Regions from separate parts of the Homo sapiens genome. Here region 1 is linked to region 2. A link is an interaction called in ENCODE POLR2A ChIA-PET data of the cell type or tissue named here. Cell type or tissue: PC-3. All regions are shown on one strand. Links, peaks and the distances in the headings refer to the core of each region. The heading gives the core; the rest is flanking DNA. Region 1 has its middle 120 kb from the start of WSCD1. Region 2 overlaps LOC339166 (a long non-coding RNA gene).

What was found. Peaks named below come from ENCODE experiments on the same cell type or tissue, not always from the same donor. Only the 100,000 strongest peaks of a DNase experiment are listed, where the experiment ranks them.
Region 1: POLR2A ChIA-PET joins it to region 2 with 5 read pairs; 2 of 35 experiments call an interaction of 5 or more read pairs at or near these places.

Annotation. Positions count from the first base shown.
Region 1 is chr17:5,949,718-5,955,097 of GRCh38, forward strand. No RefSeq gene overlaps it. Among named protein-coding and RNA genes, the nearest start is that of WSCD1, 120 kb to the right of the region's middle. In PC-3, for the core only: no CTCF peak of the experiment used is centred there; no DNase peak of the experiment used is centred there.
Region 2 is chr17:5,867,580-5,872,959 of GRCh38, forward strand. All of the region lies in intron 2 of LOC339166 (a long non-coding RNA gene), which reads left to right. Among named protein-coding and RNA genes, the nearest start is that of WSCD1, 200 kb to the right of the region's middle. In PC-3, for the core only: no CTCF peak of the experiment used is centred there; a DNase peak (open chromatin) is centred at 3,182; H3K27ac peaks cover 929 bases.

The DNA of each region.
Region 1 (5,380 bases), core at 171-5,170, 82 kb after region 2:
CCACACTTCCATCCTTCATTCTGCCCACTGCTTCCAGAGTTCTTTCTAAAATCCAGATATAATCAAGTCACATTTTGCCCCAAAGCTTTTAATAACTCCCAATTTCTGTTAAGATGATTTCAACTCTGGCTTTGAGATCCTTCACCACCAGGCCCCTGCGTGCCTCTCCCTTCTCATCTCCTCATCACTCTCCAGGCAAACTGGACTATTTGCTATTCTGGGAATGTGTCTTCTTCTTTTAAGCCTCAGCCCCTTTGCATGTTCTGTTCATTCTTTCTGGAATGAGCTTCTCCCCTTTGAACTGTTGTCAAATTCCTTCAAAGTCCAGTTCAAACACTGCCTTCTCATGAAGTTCTTACATACCACTCACACCTTTCTCTGCATGTTAGCCAAGAAAATATATGCAGATGAAGGTGTCTGCTTGAATCATGGCAGCTACCTGCTGGCTTAACTGGGTTAACACTAATGAAAATCACGGGACAGCTAAATTTAATTTTTGACACCTGATAAATGCCAAACATCAATGGATTTTTCATTAACATACTGAAGAGCAGTGTCTTCAAGTCACTGTTATGAAGACACTTTCCTAATTTCTTTGAGGTGGTTAATCTTCTGTGCAGACATCAGAAAGGATTGCATTTCCTGACTCTTTTGGCTCTTGTCATGTCAGTTGTGTAAAATGATTTGAAAAGAGGTGATTACTATGGACCATGACATCCATTTCACCTTTATCAGGAAATACATAAGTGAGATAGTGCAGGTGTTGTGGGCAGGGGTAGGTCACTCTCCTCCCCTGCACCCTTCTCTTCTGAGCAGATCCAGAAGGAAGTGTTTGTTTTGGATGTTGGACCCTGTTCCAGTTCCATGATCATATTTATGTTGCTTCTGAGTTTCCAAAACGATGTATGTTGAATTTGTCAGGTCATATTTTTGCAGCAATAAAGGGTGGTCTTGTTGAAGTCAACTCAATCCCAATGGGCCTTATATTTGTGACATTCCAGAGTGAGGATAACATATGGAAAGAAGCCCACAAAGTAATAAGGAACAAAGAATCCTGAATATGAAAAACCACCCTGATGCTGATTCTGGTTGCCTCTCCTTGCCACGGTCCTTCCTGGACTGGAGTTCAGCCAGCAGATGCATATTATATTGGATGCTTCCTCTAAAGAGACAGGAGGAGTAAGTGGGAATACGGGAGGCACTCAGAAAGTGAGTATTCACACACTGAAAGAAAAGCAATCAAGGCATCGGCAGCCCTGTTCAGAACAAGCCAAGCGGGGACGGCGCAAACCCGAGGGTGGCTTGGGGTTGTGTTAACAGATGGTGGAGAGAAGGCAGAATGCTTCACCTCCCATTTGGCTCCTGTCACCCGACTGAGAAGACTAATCTTCCCCTGTAAAAGGATAGCACAATCACTTTATTCAGAGGAAATTGCAGAATGCGATGTGAGAGGCATTTGGACAAGAGCCTAATCTCTGGGTGTTTTGCTGAAGGATAGGTAATTTAAAGTTCTGCAGGCAGCAAAGGGTTAATCCAGTTTTTGTCCAAGAGCAAGGAGTTAGAGTACAGAGTGTTTATTGCTGTTACCATGTTCATTCATTTGTTCATTCGTTCTACAAACTTTTTTTTTTTTTTTTTTTTTTGTCTATACGATCCCAGGGTGGTGTACCGGGGAGGCTGACCTGGGTTCAAATATCTGCTGCAATGTATTAATATCTGTAGACAAGTCACAACTCCTCTCTGTTATTGTCAAAGACCTTTGGATTTCAAGGAACTGAGACTCAGTCAAGCTCACTCAGGAAGAGGAGTGAGTTGGTCGAGAAAACAGAATCCACAATAGGTATTTCATTCTTATTTTTTTTTTCTGTCTTTGCTACTTGAATCAGAACAGTAGGTATTTCAAACAGAGGAGATTTAATGTAGGAAGTTGGTTACATGCATATGGAAAAATTGAAAAAAGCAAAAAGGGAGGTAGCCTGGAGATCAGTAACTGCAGGAAGCAGTGACCTCCCTACTGCTGGAGAAACAAATGGGACGAAGTGGCATTGCCAGAATCTAGAAGCTTGGAGAAGGGTTGCTGAGAGGGTAGATTTACATCCACTAGCTCCACTGCTTCCCATCAATAGTCTTGGTCTTTCAGTTACATTTGTGAGCAGAGGTAATTTCAGATAATATAACAAATAGAGTGATGGGATATAGGGTTATGAGGGTTGGGGTAAGGCCAGGGGTCGGGAGGTTTTTGTGGCAGAGCTTGGAGAGGACTGCTGAATTTGGATCATTTATGAGTTGACAATAAACTCAAGAAGGGCAAGAGCAGAGCAGGATGAGAATTACATGACCTTTACAATAATCCAAGTGTACAGTTTTTATATTGCCACATAATAAATCACCACACATTTAGCGGCATAAAACAACCTATGTTTATGATCTCACGGTGTCCATGGCTCAGGAGTCTGGATGTGGCCCAGCTGGGACCTATGCTTCAGGTCTCACAATGCTTTGGTCAAGGTGTCAGCTTGACCAAGGTGGTCAAGGTGTCAGACTCTCATCTGAGTCTGGGGATCTCTATCAGCCACAGATCCCACCCACACTCACATGGAGGGGGAGTGTGCACACTGGGGGCAGGAATCTCAGAAGCCATATTAGAATTCTGCCTACCACACCAGGCAAGAGATGATGCTGGCTTGAACTCAAAGTGTAGGCATGGAGATGGGAGAAGTGGTTGCATTCAAAATATAATTTTAAAGTCCTGGCTCAGAGGACTGCCTTTGGAGAGGGAGGGGACTCCAACTCTAATAATCTATGTGGGGTGGAGGGTACTTTCAATGAAGTGGGGTACTCCTGGCATGGGAGCAACCTGGTTGTATTGCTTGGGGGCATGAGTGCTTCAGATAAGAGGACCCTAGATGGGGATGGGGCTCCAAATAATGCATAAACACACCTGCAGGTGAAAGTTAGCTCTAATTAACTGCCAGGCTCAGATGGCGGCAAGCCACCCAGCTCATAAAAAGCTGTTTTACTCCTTACTCCTCCCGCCACCACAATTTTCACTCTAGCAGGGTTTGAAACAGCGGCTAGCAAGTAGGGGGAGGAAGAGAGGAGAGCAGAGAGAGAGTTGGAGATGACTATGTCCCGTCCTCAAAGACAGGGGCTCCAGACACAAGTCTAGGTATGAAGGAAAGGGAGAAGTCTTTGAGTAGAGATTGAAGCACTAATTAATAGATTGGGCTGGACACATTCATATGATTGAATCTAATAGTGTTTTATGATGGAAAATGACCATAGGACTGTCCCTTGCCTGAGAGTACACAGAGAAGTTTAGTATGAGTTTCTATCCAGGGATGGGTGAGGATGACCACTACTGAATACATGGTTTTTTTTTTTTTGAGACAAAGTTTCACTCTTGTTGCCCAGGCTGGAGTACAACAGTGTGATCTTGGCTCACTGCAACCTCCACCTCCTGGGTTCAAGTGATTCTCCTGCCTCAGCCTCCCAAGTAGCTGGGATTACAGGCATGCGCCTCCACGCTTGGCTAATTTTTGTATTTTTTAGTAAAGACGGGGTTTCACTATGTTGGCCAGGTTGGTCTCGAACTCCTGACCTCAGGTGATCTGCCTGCCTTGACCTCTCAAAGGGCTGGGATTACAGGCATGAGTTACCTCGCCCAATCTGAATATATTTTAAAGGTGCATGGTTATCAAAAAATTAAGTTGCATCTTGATCACATCTTACATACTGTGCTTGTTCAATGGATTGGTTATGCAAAAGTCTGGGTGAAGATTTTTCTTGGCAGAGTGACCATCAAATGCAAGGGCATTGGGTGGGCATGATGTTGATATCTCTGAGAAACCTCACTAGAGTAAGAGGAGGGTAAAAGGGGTGAAGCTGGCTGGGTGCAGTGGCTCCTGCCTGTAATCCCAGCACTTTGGGAGGCCAAGGTGGCTGGATCACCTGAGGTCAGGAGTTCGAGACCAGCCTGACCAATAAGAGGAAACCACCCTGTCTCTACTAAAAATAGAAAAAATTAGCTGGGTGTGGTGGCATGTGCCTCTAATCTCAGTTGCTTGGGAGGCCGAGACAGGAGAATTTCTTGAACCCTGGAGGCAGAGGTTGCAGTGAGCTGAGATTGCGCCACTGCACTCCAGCCTGGGGAACAAAGAGCGAAATTTCGTCGCAAAAAAAAAAAAGGGGGGTGAAGCCAAAGGGGTGACAGGGGCTGGCAGATCATGGTGAAGAGTGTGGATTTTCTTCTAATTGTACTGAGATGTCATTGGAAGGTTTTAAGCAGGGGAGTGACAAGGTCTAATTTATATACCAGGTGCTGTGCTGCCGGCTGGAATTCTTTCCCCACTTTTATGGTTGTCCTTCAACCTGCTGGGATTGTCCATGGAGTTTTATAGCCCCAACTACCCCACCACCTCACAAACCCCTTCTAGTTACCCAAGCTCAATAATAGACCAGTTAATGAGAGTAAGCCTGATCTCCCCAGCTGGTGGGAATCATATGAGGATAGGTGCATAAGTTAGAAGCAGCTGCACAAGGGTGAGACAGGAGGAATCTAGGTCTTCTTGATGTGATGTGACATCAATTTTTCTCCATGCTGAGTGATGCCTAGCAGATCCAATCAAATCCTCTCTTTGGGGAGGCTTAATGTGGGCTGAACAATGACTAGGCAGCTTGCTTGACCAGAGATCCTGAGGTCACCAGATACACATCCCTGGCTTGGGACAACTGGGACCCCATGCACCCTGGGCTACTTTCCTGCAAAAGCACAGTGTTTCTTGAGTGACCCACATCATACCTGAGGGCTCTCTTCTCTGAGGCTGGGGGTGGATTGCAGAAGGATTGGGCCCAACTTCTCCATTGTTATGCATTTCTCTTTGTGGGTGTGGTGGAGTATCTTATTTTCTCAAGGTCCCATTGGGATCCAAATTCCCATTCCAATTGGGAACCCAGTCTCATTGCCATCTCACCTCCTGTTCCTGTCCTCTTTCTTCTGCTTAACACTGATAAAACATGAAGTTCAGTGCCTTTTCCAGAATTTCTTCACTCCTCAAAAAGCACCTCCACATGCAAGGTATGGTGAATGTAGCGTATTTTGTTGAGAGCATGGGGTTGGCAGATGAAGCCTACAGTATCATCACTTGGCTTCATGCATATCTCAACTTCTGCTTTCTCAAGTCTCCTTGCGTGGGCACTACCCCTTCTCTAAATCCAGTTCTCCTCTCCCACTTTATCATGCACAAAATGTAACTCTCTACCTTCTACTTAGCTTCCGTTTATTATCTAAGGCTCATTAGTGTCTCTACTATCACAGACTCTAGTGGAAGAGAACAGCATGGAGCTTTATTATTCCATTATCTTTTAGAAGTTACAAGTG
Region 2 (5,380 bases), core at 209-5,208:
CTTGACTCACTGTAACCTCCGCTTCCTGGGTTGAAGCCATTCTTCTGCCTCAGCCTCCTGAGTAGCTGGGATTACAGGCACGTGCCACCATACCCGGCTAAATTTTATATTTTTAGTAGAGACAGGGTTTTGCCATGTTGGCCAAGCTGGTCTTGAACTCCTGACCTCAGGTGATCCACCTGCCTCAGCCTCTCAAAGTGCTGGGATTACAGGCGTGAGCCACTGCGCCTGGCTGAAAGTAGGGTTTTTGCTTTGTCTTTTTCCACCATCTTGCATCAGAAACTCTTTCTCATTATTATTCTGTGTTAAAATGAAATAATCAGCGTATACAAAAGAATATATATAATATTTATTATAACTCATAATAATATATAATAATAAGACATAGACCTGTGAGTTGGCTCCTAACTTATCACCAAGACAAGACCAGTACTGTTGAGGTCACGGCATGTTCCTTCCGGATCCCATCTCTTTGCCTCCCCTCATGCCCAGGAAACAGCTCCTCTTGGGTATTTTCTGTTTATCTTTCTCTTGATTCTCCCCTCCATTATTTTTTCACCAAATTTTTCTTTTTCTTTCTGTCTTTTTTTTAAAATTGTTTAATTTTTTTTTTATTTTGAGACAGAATCTCATTCTGTTGCCCAGGCTCGAGTGCAGTAGCACAATCTTGGCTCACTGCAACCTCTGCCTCCCGGATTCAAGCAATTCTCCTGCCTCAACCTCTCTAGTAGCTGGGATTACAACAGGTGCATGCCACCACGCCTGGCTAATTGTTGTATTTTTTTTGTTTTTTAGTAGAGACAGGTTTTCGCCATGTTGGCCAGGCTGGTCTTAAACTCCCGACCTCAGGTGATCTGCCCCCCTCGGCCTCCCAAAGTGCTGGGATTACAGGCGTGAGCCACCGTGCCCGGCCTCACCAAATTTTTTTAATGCATGGAAGTGCCATAACATTGGCTCTTTATCACTGTACTATAAATTTACAAAAATAATTATGAAGCTGCAAAAATAATGAAAATACATTGTCACATGAATGGACCAACGAGTCCATGGAACAGAACACAGAAATGAACAGACTCAAGTCTGTAAGGAAATTTTCTCTATAATAAAACAGGTAATCTAAATCAAGGCATTCAAAAAAGATGTAGGGCCATTTGTTACCTATTTAGAATGAAATACATTCTAGATTCTTATCTCACGCCTTACATAAAAAGGAATCGGGAATGTCCAGAAAGACAGTGGTCGAGGCAGAGCTGGCTGTGTTTCTCTGCAGACGTGTGCTATTTCCCCCTCACTGGATCTGTGCTGCACTTGAGTTATTGTGGGGAGAATGGGATCAAGGCACAGGAGAGACCTTGGCAAGTGGGAAAATGGCTATCCACGTTCCCTGAGTCTCACCTGCTTCCAGATCCTGCTGTGTCACAGAAACCCCGCCTGCCGGCAGCCAGTGCCTGGGGAAGACCCTGGGCTTCTGAGCACCCCTTCTCTAAAGAAGCCTGTCCTGCTGGAGGTCCTAATTAAACACAGGACAAGCCAGCGTCTGCAGCAACGCCTTTGACAGGGGAGATAGCTGGTGCGTGGCAAACCCGGCCATTTATCAAACGTACACACTTGCATTGCTCAGTGGGTTTGGGGGCCACATTAATAAATCACTTTTTTATTTGAAAGCACCTCCCAACACACAGTAGAGCCACTTGAGTCATCTCTCTGTCCAGGGCTTGGCTTCCACAGGGCCCTTCCAGCCAGCCTGGTTATTTTTAGCTGTAATTAAAATCACAACATATGGTGTCATGGACCCCATTTCTGCTAACTGATGTGCAAGCAGTTTTTTTTTTAATTATTAAACTGACTGTAAAAACTTTTTAATTTGGGGGTATTTAGAGTGTTCAAGGAGAAAGCCACTCTAACATTCATGCCAGATGACAGCTAGTCAATGAGAGGAAAAAACACCCCACGCTAGCTCCGTCGATCTCTCTGCTCTAGCCGCACTAAATTACAGAATTAATAGGCTCTTAGAAAAGACTGACACACAGTTACTGTGAGAAAGACAATTAAATGTGGAAACCCACTTTTCTCACCGCATTTAATTTTAACAGGAGGCTTTGAGACTCAATAAATCTCTTTTCTATTTCTTCTCCGCTTTCCCATAAGTTCTTCAGAGAAGCACCGAGAACGTTTAAGAGGCTTCTCCCTCTTGATCATCTCTAACTACTCGTTAAGATAATGTTTCCTTCCAGAAACTTTCTTTGGAGATCAAGGAGAATTAGAAATACCAATATATTTCAGAAGCTTTTTAGATGGCCTTCCTCTTCCTGCCTTGACCTTTTTGGTCTAGGTCAGATTCATTCATTTGTTCATTCATCATTCATTTCTTTTTTTTTTGAGATGGAATCTTGCTCTGTCGCCAGGCTGGAGTGCAATGATGCGATCTTGGCTCACCGCTACCTCCGCCTCCCTGGTTCAAGAGATTCTCCTGCCTCAGCCTCCCGAGTAGCTGGGATTACAGGCATGCACCACCATACCTGGCTAATTTTGTATTTTTAGTAGAGACGGGGTTTCCCCATGTTGGTCAGGCTGGTCTCGAACTCTCGACCTCAGGTGATCCACCCGTCTCGGCCTCCCAAAGTGCTGGGATTACAGGCGTGAGCCACCGCGTCCAGCCTGTTCATTCATTTCTTTATTCCCTTGGTCAACACTCCAGCTGTATTGCTTTCTCTAGGGGCTAAGCTAAAGGGATTGGTGGGGCTGCTCTTGCTGTGGTTAAGTTCAGTCTAAAAGAGATATAAGCAGGTGATTAGGTACCTGGAGTGAGACAGAGGGAGCTGGAGGCACCCAGAGGAAGAGTCAGTTGACACACACAGGTGCCCTCCGCCCTCCCTGCGCCCACACCATCCAGCACCATGGCTTCTGCCCGCAGGTGTCCGGTGCTCACCTGGCATGAAATATGCACTTGCTAAGTGGGTCCCTAATTGACTCAACTTGTTAACCTCTTAGTCAAGTCCTACCAAGGTTATGCTTCCAACTCAAATCAGGCTGCTCTCTGTCCCACATGCTCTCGTGATTAATTGCAAAGAAAAATCCTTTCTGAAGAGAAGGGGAAGAATTTTTTTTTTTTTTTTTTTTTGGTTAAGATCCTGCTCTTCTCCCAGCCTCAGCTGTTCAGCAGTCAAGTATTTGTCATATTTGAGTCCTTTAACCACTAGTCATTTCTGACTAATACCCAGTAGGCAGACATGGGGTAAGATTTCCAAGATGATAAATGCTTCCCTTCTTATCTTTTGATATCTGGAAGTAGAAAATTTCAAGGAAAAAGGGTTTTACACCAAGACGACCATAAATCTCATTGTGTTCACAACAGAAGGCTGACCAGAGGAGTTTATTAAATCCGTAAAGGATTTGATGTATATCAAACTGTTACATAAAGTCAATACTTTGGCGAGAAATGGACAATAAATACTCAGCAAGAGGCAATATTTCTATCAGGGAGAAGGCAATCGCATAAAGATTAGGGGAGCAATTTCAATATTGCGTGTCTCTCCGCAGTGAGACAGGTCTTGTTTTCCAGAATGATCACGGGGGAAAGAGTAAAGGTGGGGCAGGCAGCCTTCTGGGCTCAGCTAATCCCACCATCAAGCTCAGACGAGGAGTTATGGACTGAACCTTTTGGTCCCCTCCCCAAATTCATACATTGAAGCTCTAACTCCCAGTGTGGCTGTTTATGGAGATGGGACCTCTAAAGAAGTAATTAAGGCTAAAGGAGATATAAGGGAGGGGTCCTGATCTGGTAGGATTAGTGTCCTTATAAGAAGAGACACTGGAGGTCAGGTGTGGTGGCTCACGTCTGTAATCCCAGCACTTTGGGAGGCTGAGGGGGGGTGGATCAAGAGGTCAGGAGATCGAGACCATTCTGGCCAACACGGTGAAACCCCATCTCTACTAAAAATACAAAAATTAGCTGGGCATGGTGGCAGGCACCTGTAGTCCCAGCTACTTGGGAGGCTGAGGCAGGAGAATGGCATGAACCCCGGAGGCAGAGCTTGCAGTGAGCCCATATCGCACCACTGCATTCCAGACTCCAGCCTGGGTGACAGAGACTCCGTCTCTTAAAAAAAAAAAAAAAAAAAAAAAGAGAGAGAGAGACTCTGATGAACTCTCCCTATCACTCACCTGCACAAAGGGGCCATGGAAGCCACAGTGATTCGGCAGTGATCTGCAAGCCAGGAAGAGAGGCCTTATTAGACACCCACTGGCCGGGCACGGTGGCCTGTAATCCCAACACTTTGGGAGGCCGAAGTGGGTCGATCACCTGAGGTCAGGAGTTCAAGACCAGCCTGGGCAACATAGTGAAAGCCCAGCTCTACTAAAAATGCAAAAATTAGCTGGGCACGGTGGCGTGTGCCTATAATCCTGGCTATTCAGAAGGCTGAGGCAGGAGAATCGCTTGAACCCTGGGAGGCAGAGGTTGCAGTGAGCCGAGATTATACTATTGCACTCCAGCCTGGGCAACAGAGCAAGACTCCGTCACAAACAAACAAACAACCACCATGCTGGCAGCCTGATCTTAGAGCTTCAGCCTCCAGAACTGTGAGTAGACCAATGCAATGGCCCGTCTCCTCTTGGGAAGGCTGATCTCACTTTGAAATTGCAAGATGGCCACCTTCCTCAGCATCTAAAGGCCACAGTGCAGACAGGAAACCCAAATCATATTGCTGTCTAAATAATCGCAGCTTCTACACTTAATCTATGTGCTTTTCAGATATCGTCTCATTTAAGTAGCAGCTTCTTGAGGGAATCCTCACATCAATCTTTAAAATAAATAGTGATGATGCCCCGATTTTCCATCTGGAAACTGCAAAGCTCAGAGATACTAACTTACTCAGGACCACACGGATGATTATTGGGAGGGTCAAGATGGAATCCAGTTTCGGTGGTTTCCAGGATGGTCAAAGGACCATTCCGCTATTCTGCATCTTGAAGTCATCCTCTTTCCAGTGAGACGGTTAAGGCTTGGAGTTATGTCTACAAAGACCAATCATCTAGAAGAGGAAGGGAAAGTTTAGTTAATGCTCTAGATAAGTTATCTATACAACACTAAGCATCTGAATAGTTTGATTCATCCACATATTCCACTGTCTGACCCAGATGTTCCCCAGCAGGGCTGAATGCTCTTTGAAAGGATAGACCATTTCTCTTCCTTTCCTTCCTCCTTTTAATGAGCACAGCCCCTTCCTTCCACCATATGTGTGGAAAATAAATGAAGGAAGTGGTGTCTGAGTGAGCACAGCGATGGTGTGAATATTGAGAGGCCACTGCGGAGAGAGTGAGCACTTGTCCTCTGGGAGTGGCCACTTCTCATCGCTTTTGTGTGTCATGCTTTGTCTTT